2 separate regions of the Homo sapiens genome follow, and region 1 is linked to region 2. Evidence: chromatin loops called from intact Hi-C (ENCODE). Cell type or tissue: endothelial cell of umbilical vein. All regions are shown on one strand. Links, peaks and the distances in the headings refer to the core of each region. The heading gives the core; the rest is flanking DNA. Region 1 has its middle 150 kb from the start of MIR5011. Region 2 has its middle 160 kb from the start of DSEL-AS1.

What was found. Peaks named below come from ENCODE experiments on the same cell type or tissue, not always from the same donor. Only the 100,000 strongest peaks of a DNase experiment are listed, where the experiment ranks them.
Region 1: a loop joins it to region 2, with 4 times the contacts of the local background. A loop is called at or near these places in 1 of 110 quality-filtered maps.

What each region holds. Positions count from the first base shown.
Region 1 is chr18:67,230,489-67,235,879 of GRCh38, reverse strand. No RefSeq gene overlaps it. Among named protein-coding and RNA genes, the nearest start is that of MIR5011, 150 kb to the right of the region's middle. In endothelial cell of umbilical vein, for the core only: no CTCF peak of the experiment used is centred there; a DNase peak (open chromatin) is centred at 3,329; H3K27ac peaks cover 1,882 bases.
Region 2 is chr18:67,357,240-67,362,630 of GRCh38, reverse strand. No RefSeq gene overlaps it. Among named protein-coding and RNA genes, the nearest start is that of DSEL-AS1, 160 kb to the left of the region's middle. In endothelial cell of umbilical vein, for the core only: no CTCF peak of the experiment used is centred there; a DNase peak (open chromatin) is centred at 2,280; H3K4me3 peaks cover 261 bases; H3K27ac peaks cover 1,945 bases.

The DNA.
Region 1 (5,391 bases), core at 223-5,222, 130 kb after region 2:
TTCTTCTTCCCGACTCATCATTGGAAGTGTAGAGAGGCTGAGTAATCATTCATCACATTTCTGTAGGAGTAATTTTGGCACCCGAGATTTGAGTATGGATTATGTGACCTTTACTGTGACTTCCAAATCTTGGAACATCTTTCACTGACTCTATTTTTAAATTGTAAGTAATGTAATATTTGCTTCACAATATATCATTGGACTTCAAAAAATGTTTGCATTAAGTTTATGTAATGTAATATTGTTTCCATTCAAGTGAAGAAAACAGTCTTATTGAGGAAGTGTGTGTGTGTCAGGCTCTGTACTTTACATGTCTGATTGATTTTGAACCTTACAACAATGTAACCGAATAGGTAAAATTATCTTAAGAGTAATCCTATAAATTTTAATAACTAACAGTTCCATATAGAAAAGACAGTAATATCCAGAGTAAGAGATAATATATATCTTATTTTTAATTTCTTAAATGACAGAAATATGACTACATAAATTTTATTTTAATATATTTAGTAAAGTTAAGAATTGGGACAAAATTTTAAGCATTAGAAGCCTATCTGCTTGTCTTCTCATAAAACATTTGAGCTTCTTTAGTCTGTTAGTTATTAAATTGGGGTAAATAATTCTTTTAAGGGTTATGTAGTAAAATTTAAACCATTCTCCCTAACTAAATATCAACTAAATATGTTTCTACAAACATATTTTGCTAATGTTGAACATATATATATATGTATTTTTTTTTTTTTTGAGACAGAGTCTTGCTCTGTCGGCCAGGCTGGAGTGCAGTGGCACGATCTCGGCTCACTGCAACCTTCGCTTCCCAGGCTCAAGCAATTCTCCTGCCTCAGCTTCCCGAGTAGTTGGAATTACAGGCATGTGCCACCACACCTGGCTAATTTTTGTATTTTTAGTAGAGATGGGGTTTCACCATGTTGGCCAGGCTGGTCTCGTACTCCTGACCTCAGGTAATCTGCCCGCCTTGGCCTCCCAAAGTGCTGGGATTACAGATATAAGCCACTGCACCTGGCCTCTTTGAAACTATATTAATTCAAAAATTCATACATTACGAAACAAATAATTTAAAATAAGGCAAAAATGATACTCTGATTTTGAAGCTACCTGAAAAATACAGAATACAGGGTTTGGAAGCGTATGGATTTGCCATGGGATAGCAAGCATTAAGAAAACAGTGCTTATTTTGGAATGAATTTAAATTGGGCAGGATAAATCTGACTATAAACTTTTCTTTGTGTGCAAAGCAAAATGCAAACATTTGTAAAATCTCAGTTGCCAAAGGGTGAAAATAAATATAGGTTACTTATTAAAACATTTTAAAGTTATAGGACAGTATAATATAATGAAGTATGTTTTTAACAGAACTGATAAATAGTAAATGTAAAAATCAGTACATTCTATTTTAGGGATTTAAAATAAATGTATTTTCCACACTATTGGAAATTATAAGACAAGGAAGACAACAGGATAGAATTTTCAGGTTAACAAACATAATATGTCAGGGCATAGAGGAACGGGCATCGGCTTTATACTGTTGGACTTGAAGCTTACCCACTCACTATTCAACCTTTATGACCTCCTTGTGCTGCAGACTAATTGGGAGTCTAAACACATGTGACAGGCTTCAGGTAACAGGACAATCAAAGCAATGAGAGGGATTTAAAAAAAAATTCAGTGTTATAAAAATATGTGTTCCTACTGGGACATCAAATGTAATTAGTGCTTCTTACACTTATTTTATGGGTTAATTATTTTATTTTGTTTTTAAATTTTTTTAGGGATGAGGTCTTGCTATGTTGCACAGGCTGATCTCAAACTCCTGGCTTAAAGTGATCCTCCTGCCTCAGCCTCTCAAATAGCTGGGATTACAGGCAGGAGCCACCACGACTGGCTTCTTTTTAATATTTTGATTCCACATGGTATGTGGAAGTTTACACAGTAATTCTTCCACTGCTTAGAGATTCTAAACATCTTAATTATTTTATGTGATCTTCAGTGACCTAATTTTTAAAATTGAGAAAATAACATCTTCCTTGCGTATTTGAAATAATAACTAGGTAACCTATTTAATTTGCAGTATTTGGCCTATAGTGTATACATAACAATTTATACTTTCCCAAATCTCTTGGACTACAAAAAATTATGTAGAATATTTAATGAGAGTTGATAGACATTGACTATTCAATAAATCAAAGGTCTGGTTCAAATCATAGTTTCAGATAGCGTTGTTTTAGAGTTTAATAGCAACATCCATCCTTCTCTCTGACGTTCAGAATTCATTGAGCAACAGCTGGCAATTAGCCTTATGGGTATTAATTTTTAATTTATGACTACAAACATCTGTTTGCAGGACATGGCTTACCTGCATAACAACTTTGTGTACTGCAGTATACTGCCACGAAATTGAAATGAGCTGCCAAACTGTGCTTATCCTTTTGGAAGACTAGGACCACCTTCTTCTGGGAGCTTATCAATGGGAAATTAGAGAAAATTTTCCTCATGCAGATAGATCAGATGAGACAGGGAGGGAGGGAGAGACAGACAGAGAGAGATATATATATATATAGAGAGAGAGAGAGAGAATTACTAAATTAGAACAAGCTCTTTAGGTGAAAAGAAGTCATCATCAGTCCTGTTGGATTTCACAATGGCTTTAAAAATATGCTTGTTTTGGGAAGCAAATATTGCATAATTGTATGAATCCTTGCTTGGAGAATTAGCAATATGATATGACTTCTAATAATTTCCTTATGTAATTTTTTGCTAACGGTTGGCATTATTATATTAATTTTATGCCAATTTCAGTCACTATAATTCAACTCAATATAATGTGAACTGGAAAGCAAGGGATAATACTCAAAAGTAATAATCCTTTCCCCTTGAGTGAATCACTGTACTTTGTGACATTTGGATTGTGTACAGAATTCGTCAGTTTTAATCTCTTCAAATTTATTCTAGAAATTTGTTCAGGAATTTTAATCTCAAAGACAGGACTTCGAGATTTTCTTCTTTAGAAGAGGAAATGCGCTTTATTATAAACGACTTATTTCAGCTTTTAACTGTAGCAAGATATCTTGTTTGAATTTAATTTAAAGTCAAATAATGTCTTGGCATTATTTTTACACTGAAGAGTATCATTTATTGCTTGTTAAACCTGAAAGGAGGATTCAAAATTCTCTGAAATCCAACCAGTCTTTTTGTCTTACAAATGACTAAACAATTGAGAAACGTTGACTTGCAAATGATCACATAACGGCAGCTGTATGGCAACAGATCTGATTTCTGACTCAGGGCAGTGCAATTTCTCCCATTGTCTTCCTTTTTCTTCCCTTCCTGTTATTCAGACAGTTATGTGTATGTGCAACGCTGTGCTGCAATGCTTGGCTCATTTTCGTACATCAGATTTGCATGGAATAGAAGGACACAGTTCATTTTCACTGCATTCAACCTTCAAAAGGAAAATGAAAATGCTAGATAATAAGCAGAATTTTCTGGTAGCATAGACTTAACGGGAGCTATCAAATAAACCTATCGTGGAAATTACTCTGTTTTCTTATCATTAGCTTCCGCCTTCAACTTACCACGCTCCCTGTCATTAAAGTGGTCAGCCTGGAACACAGTAGTGAACTTCTGGTAAAGTAATTAAAGGAGTTATTTCACTCTTTGTGTGTAAGTCCCAGCTCACTACAAGTTAAGCTTCACGTCTATGTGGTCTAATTGACCTTGTACACGAACTTATTTGCGGTTTGGGAACAAATGCTCACGTGATGGCAATATATTATTTAGAGAATAATATTTACTGAGACTTTAATTTCTCTATATAAAAGAGGAGGGGAAACATAACTTTGGGGACTTTAATTTCTCTATATATCAAGGTGTTAAAGATGCATTGATGTTCATTTGCTAAGATTTACAGTGCAGTAGATTATGGCCATTTGAGAGGAACCATATCATTTAGGCTATGCTCTCACAAATTGCACAGTCCATAAAAACAATTGATGAAGTAACTCAGCTCCATTTGATTAGAAAAAGGACAAAAATGATGTGGCTATTTATTTTCCTGGTGTACCGTTTGAAGAATAATTTTAAATAAACTTAAGTTTTGTCTAGATAGAAATCAGGCGCTTCATAGGCCAAGATCAGTATGATATTAAGAAAGATAGTAAGGGTGGGGCGCAGTGGCTCATATGACATGAAGAAAGATATTAAGGGTGGGGGGCGGTGGCTCACGCTGTAATCCCAGCACTTTGGGAGGCCGAGGTGGGTGGATAACTTGAGGTCAGAAGTTCAACACCAGCCTGGCCAACATGGCGAAATCCCATCTTTACCCCAAGTACAAATATTAGCCTGGCGTGGTGGGGTGCGCCTGTAGTCCCAGTACTCCGGAGGCTGAGGCAGGAGAATCACTGGAACCCAGGAGGCAGAGACTGCAGTGAGCCGAGATCATGCCAGTGCACTATAGTCTGGGCAACAGAGAGAGATTCCATCTCTGAAGGCAGGCAGGCAGGAAAGGAGGGAGGGAGGGAGGAAATACACCTCTTACATTTCTCCTTAGAGACATCAATATCTCTACCCTTAAAAAATGGCTTTTATACTCACTGAATTAAGAGAAAACAAAAAATCAAAACAAAAATAAGCGAATTTATCAAATTACCCTCCCCAAATGTCACTCTCAAGTAGGAAGACATTTTGTACAACTTGGTGATAGTCAAGACATTAAGAAGTTCTCTGGCGTTAAGAAGGAAACCTTTGCACAAGTGGCACATATATTTAGAAAAACAATCATTTGAGTCTCTCTCTTTCATGAATTTAGTATAAGAGTATGTTTGGAAAATTTCCTTAGTTGTCGAGTGATGCACATTTCCAGTTTTTTGTTTTAAATAAATCCAGGAGTTAAAGCTAGGATAAAAGTCTAGCCAATTAATCTAGTGAAGAACAAAGAATTTCTTATTTCCCCAGGTAGTCTGACTCTGATCACCGGAAATAAAGTTCTATACTGAAATTGAGGAGCAATAAACCAACAAGTAAGGAGAGATTACTTTACATAGCCATCTCCTGAATATAGATACTCTACTTGAAATTTCTGTGGATTAGTGGGTGACTGATACAAGACACATAATATGTGTTGATGCATCAATCCCAAACACTAAACCTTTCTCATCTTTTGAAACTCAGCTCATAATTTCAATTAAGAACACTTAAGATTTGTGACACATAATCTGGTAAAGCAGTTCTCCAGTTGGTGGCACTCATAGATCTCTAGGCAATCACTAGAGAGTCTTTTGGGGGCAAACAGATCTGTCAAAATAAAATGTAAATTTTTTTTTCTGTGCATTTTCCTAGGAAAAAAATTAAGGCTGCATTAGAGCATCAACATAG
Region 2 (5,391 bases), core at 94-5,093:
ACAAATTATGAATTTTGGCTATTGTCTTACTCAACAGCCAAAAAAATATGCTAAATGTAAGAACAGAATTTTAAAAATTAGCTTATATAAATAAATATTTTTGTCTTTACCATACTTCATATCAAAAGAGGATTCTTCAATTTTTGATTAATTAAAGGGAGGCAGAGGCTCTAAATAAATACCTTCTTTCCAAAAGACTTATAAAATAATTCTTATATTTTAAAAGCAGTTAGATTATCTATATTAGTATATTAGATAGGCTATATTGGATGAATTTAACTATAAACTTGCTTTTTGTGTCTACGAATTTTTTTTCAATTTTTCAGAGTAGGTCTGACAAAAAGAATTTCATAACAACATGGATGACAATTTTTGTAGTTAGTTATTTTAAAACCTTAAACTTTATTAATATTCTGTTATTTTCACCATAGTTTATATATAAGAATTCAACAGTGATTACAAATTTTCCCAGATTTGAATAATGCTGTGTTCTACTTCTCAATATTTTTAAGAAAAAAGCAAAAAAGTTTTTTAAAACAAATTATGACATAGGTAGTTTAGAGTGATTAAAAGAAAATACGACTGCTCTTAAGACAATTATTTAATCAACTATTTTTGACTCTTTAGTCATTACAAGTGTGGACTTATTTTTTTTAATTATCTTCTGTTTCCTGAATAGAACAGATCTAGTAAAAACAAACAAATAAACAAACGATTACCCCGGAATTTAGAGTATGCAGAGTAATTTATTTATGCATATGTAATTTATCAAAGTATTTAAAACCATTATCAAATACGACTTTTGACTTTGTCTTACTTATAAATATATGATGGCATATAAATAAAGTCTACTGTGTACACTGTCATATTATAGACATAATTAGTATTGGAGTTTTGACACACGTGGTATAAATAATTTAGACATAAAATTTTGAGAAATTTGAAAGCCATGTCTTTCCTTTAATATACAGAAAGATATACTCATGAAAGAGAGATAATATTAAAATCACCAAAAAATAAAAATGGAATAATATATAAAGGAAAAGTTGTGGTAACAAGGAATTGAAAGATAATCACAAGGATTAACTTTCAGGTGGCTGATGAAATGTGTAACATCATTGGAAAGAAAAGTGTACTAATAGTGCAGTCTTGACCTTTTCAAAGAATTCTACTATCAATGGAAAATCTCTCTCTTATATGGCAAATATTGGATTTTCTCACTGTAAATGACATTTGCCAATAAAGGAACATTAAAAAGTAATAAAAAAATAGTCTCCTGTTCAGTTAACATTGAAATGGAATTTGTAAAACTTAGGGAAAAGTTTTATTGAAGACCTATTTTTAAATGTCTTTTCTGGTTTCCCAGCTCTAAAGTTACCCTCATTCATATTCACCAGAATTTAAACACAAGAATTTTCACATCACATGCACTATTCACACTGAACACTGAAATGTAATGAATGCACTAGCGTTAAATGAACTGTTGTTATATTGTATATAGAAGGATTTTATTTAAATATACATAATATTTTGAATAACAAATTGAACTTGAAATTGAATTTCTAACACTAAAATTTTTATTTGTGTCTCTTATGGTGAATTTGGGGACAAGGAATTGTCCTGTATTGTTCTTGATCTGAGGATTGATCCTGGTTTTTTATTTCACTTTCCACAGAGTTTTCTTCAAACCATGATCTGTGAGTTTTCAGAAGTATGCTCTATTTCTTCAGTTTCACATTTATTAGTAGCCTTTTTGCAACAAATTCTTATTCTTAAGGGGGAAAATTAAAATAAACAGATACATTGCAAATAAACTTCAAAAGACTCATCATTCCTTTTCCAATTTTTGTTTTCTTCTTGAAGTACTTCTAAATATCCTCATCTCCTTAATTCTCAGCCTCTAAATGTATTGTCTGCTTCCTCTAAGTGGTGGCCACATAAATTATCTGAAAGTGCTGTTTCTGCAAGATGGAAGAAACATTTCCTCCCTCGGGAGAATAAAATCCTGACCACACTTTCATAAACACTGTGAAAGGTTTACTCATTGAACAACTTGTTTCTAGTTATTTCTATGCCTTGGGAATTCCCAAAGACCACTCCAATTTTCAGGACAAGGTTTTCAGGTATAAACTATTTTTTCCCTCTGTGGGTGCCGTATACTATTCAGGACATTGGCTGTATTCTTCCACAGCTGTTCGGTAGCTCTTCAATCACACGGAGAAAGAAAATTCTATCATGACCTAAATGAGTCAGCGTGGAATATTTTCTCATTTTCAAAACCATGTGACCTCGCCGGCTTCCAGACTGATTCCATGAGTCATTTTCTGAACAGACACACAGAGGTATGGCCCTGAGTCAGACAGTAATCTTAGAGCCTGATCAAGTCTCAATATTTAGGACAGGCTAACAGCTTTCTCTTTAAGACACAGATTATGAAGTAAAAAATATTATTACCTTAAGTAAACTGATGAGTGATAACAAGAGGAAGCAGAGAGTGTACACATAATCTAAGGGCAGCAGTGAGTTCCAGCAGCAAAGACTGAGGGGTAAATTAGGAACTCCACAAAGTGTCCTCATGAATACATGTTAATGTAACAATATAAGTCGGATGCTATTCCTAAAGCATTATTCATATATTTATTATAGCAAACCAAACTAGATATGTAAGAAAAGGCAAGTCCCACTGTATTAGTCCATTCTCACATTGTTATAAAGAAATACCCAAGACTGGGTAATTTATAAAGGAAGGAGGTTTAATTGACTCACAATTCCACATTGCTGGGGAAGCCTCAGGAAAATTACAATTACAGTGGAAGGTACCTCTTCACAGGGCAGCTGGAGAGAGAAAGAATGCAAGAGGGGAAATGTCAGATGCTTATAAAACCATCAGATCTTTGATGCTGGCATTTCACTATCACAAGAACAGCACGAGGGAAATTGCCCTCATAATCCAATTACCTCCACCAACTCCTGCCCTTGACACACCGGGATTACAAATCAAGATGAGATTTGGGTGGGGACAAAGACCCAAACCATATCATTCTGCCCCTGACCGCTCCAAAATCTCATGTCCTCACATTTCCAAACACAGTTATGCATTTCCAACAATCCCCCAAAATCTTAACTCATTCCAGCATTAACTCAAAACTCCACAGTCTAAATTCTCATCTGAGACAAGGCAAGTCCCTTCTGCCTATGATCCTGTAAAATCAAAAGCAAGTTTGTTACTAAATACAATGGCGGTACAGGAATTGGGTAAATACATCCATTCCAAATGGGATAAATTGGCCAAAATAAAGGGCTACAGGCCCCATACAAGTCCAAAATCCAATAAGGCAGTCATTTAACATTAAAGTCCCGAAATGATCTTCTTTGACTCCATGTCTCACACCTACGCAACGCTGATGCAAGAGGCGGGCTCCCATGGTTTTGAGCAGCTCCACCCCGTGACTTTGCAGGGTAGAGCCCCGCCCCTGGCTGCTTTCAAGGGCTGGCATGAGGCGTCCTTGGCTTTTCCAGGTGCATGCCGCAAGCTGTTGGTAGATCTACCATTCTGGGGTCTGGAGGACAGTGGCCCTCTTCTCACAGCTCCACCAGGCAGTGCCCCAGTGGAGACTCTGTGTGGGGGCTTCAACCCCCCATTTCCCCTCTGCACTGTCCTAGCAGACATTCTCCATGAGGGCACCACCCCTGCAGCAAACTTCCGCCTACAAATCCTCTGAAACCTAGGCAGAGATTCCCAAAGCTCAATTCTTGACTTCTGCGCACCCACAGGCCCAAGGCCACGTGTAAGCTGCCAAGGTTTTGGCCTTGTGCTCTCTGAAACAATGGCTAGAGCCCTACCTTGGCCCCTTTTAGCCATGACTGGAGCTGAAGCAGCTGGGATACAGGGCACCATGTCCCAAGGCTGCACAGAACAGGCAGGACCTGGGCCTGGCCCAGTAAACCATTTTTCTCTCCTAGGCCCCCAGGGCTGTGATGGGAGAGGCTGCTATGAAGGTCTCTGACATGCTCTGGATAAATTTTTTCCATTGTCTTGGTGATTAACATTCAGTTCCCTGTTATTTATGCAAATTTCTAATGCCTTCCCAGAAAGTGGGTTTTTCTTTTCTTTTCCTTTCCTTTTTTTTTTTTTTTTTTTTTTTGAGACAGAATCTCTCTCACCCAGGCTGGAGTGTAGTGGTGCAATCTCAGCTCACTGCAACCTCTGCCTCCCAGGTTCAAGCGATTCTCCTGCCTCAGCCTCCTGAGCAGCTGGTACTACAGGCCTGTGCAACTTCACCTGGTTAATGTTTGTATTTTTAGTAGGGGTTTCACCATGTTGGCCAGGATGGTCTGGCTCTCCTGACCTCGTGATCAACCCACCTCGGCCTCCCAGAATCCTGGGATTACAGGCGTGAGTCACCGTATCCGGCCAGGTTCTCCCCTCCCCTCGTCTCCCCCCTCCCCTCCTCTCCCCCCTCCCCTCCCCTCCCGTCCCATCCCCTCCCCGCCTTTTCTTTTTTGGCAGAGTCTTGCTCTGTCTCCCAGGCTGGAGAGGAGGGGCGCAATCTCAGCTCACTGCAAGCTCCACCCCCTGGGTTCACACCAATTCCCCTGCCTCAGCCTCCCGAGTAGCTGGGACTACAGGTTTTTCTTTTCTATCACATCATCAAGCTGCAAATTTTCCAAACTTTTTTGCTCTACTTCCTTTTGACGTTTTGCTGCTTAAATTTTTTTTTTCCACCAGATATCCTAAATCATCTCTCTCAAGTTCAAACTTCCACAGATCTCTAGGACAGAGTCAAAATGCTGCTAATCTCTTTGCTAAAGCATAGCAAGAGTGACCTTTATTCCAGCTTCTAACAAGTTCTTCATCTCCATCTGAGACCACCTCGGCCTGGACTTTACTGTTCATATCACCATCAGCATTTTGGTCAAAGCCATTTGATAAGTTTCCAGGAAGTTCCAAACTTTTCCACATATCTGTTCTGAGCCCTCCAAACTCTTTCAGCCTCTGCCTGCTACCAAGTTCCAAAGTCGCTTCCACTTTTTTGGGTATCTTTACAGCAGCACCCCACTCTCTGTGGTACCAATTTACTGTATTAGTTTGTTTTCACACTGCCATGAAAAAAATACCCAAGACTGGGTAATTTATAAAGGAGAGAGGTTTAATTGAGTCACAGTTCCATATTGCTGGGGAAGCCTCAGGAAACTTACAATCATGGCGGAAGGCATCTCTTCCTGCCATGGCAGGATGGAGTGAGTGCAAGCAGGGGAAATGACAGATGCGTGTAAACCATCAGACCTCATAAGACTCCCTCATTATCACAAGAACAGCATGGGGGAACCCAGCCCCTTGATGTAATTACCTCCACCTTGTCCTACCCTTGACATGTGAGGATTATGGGT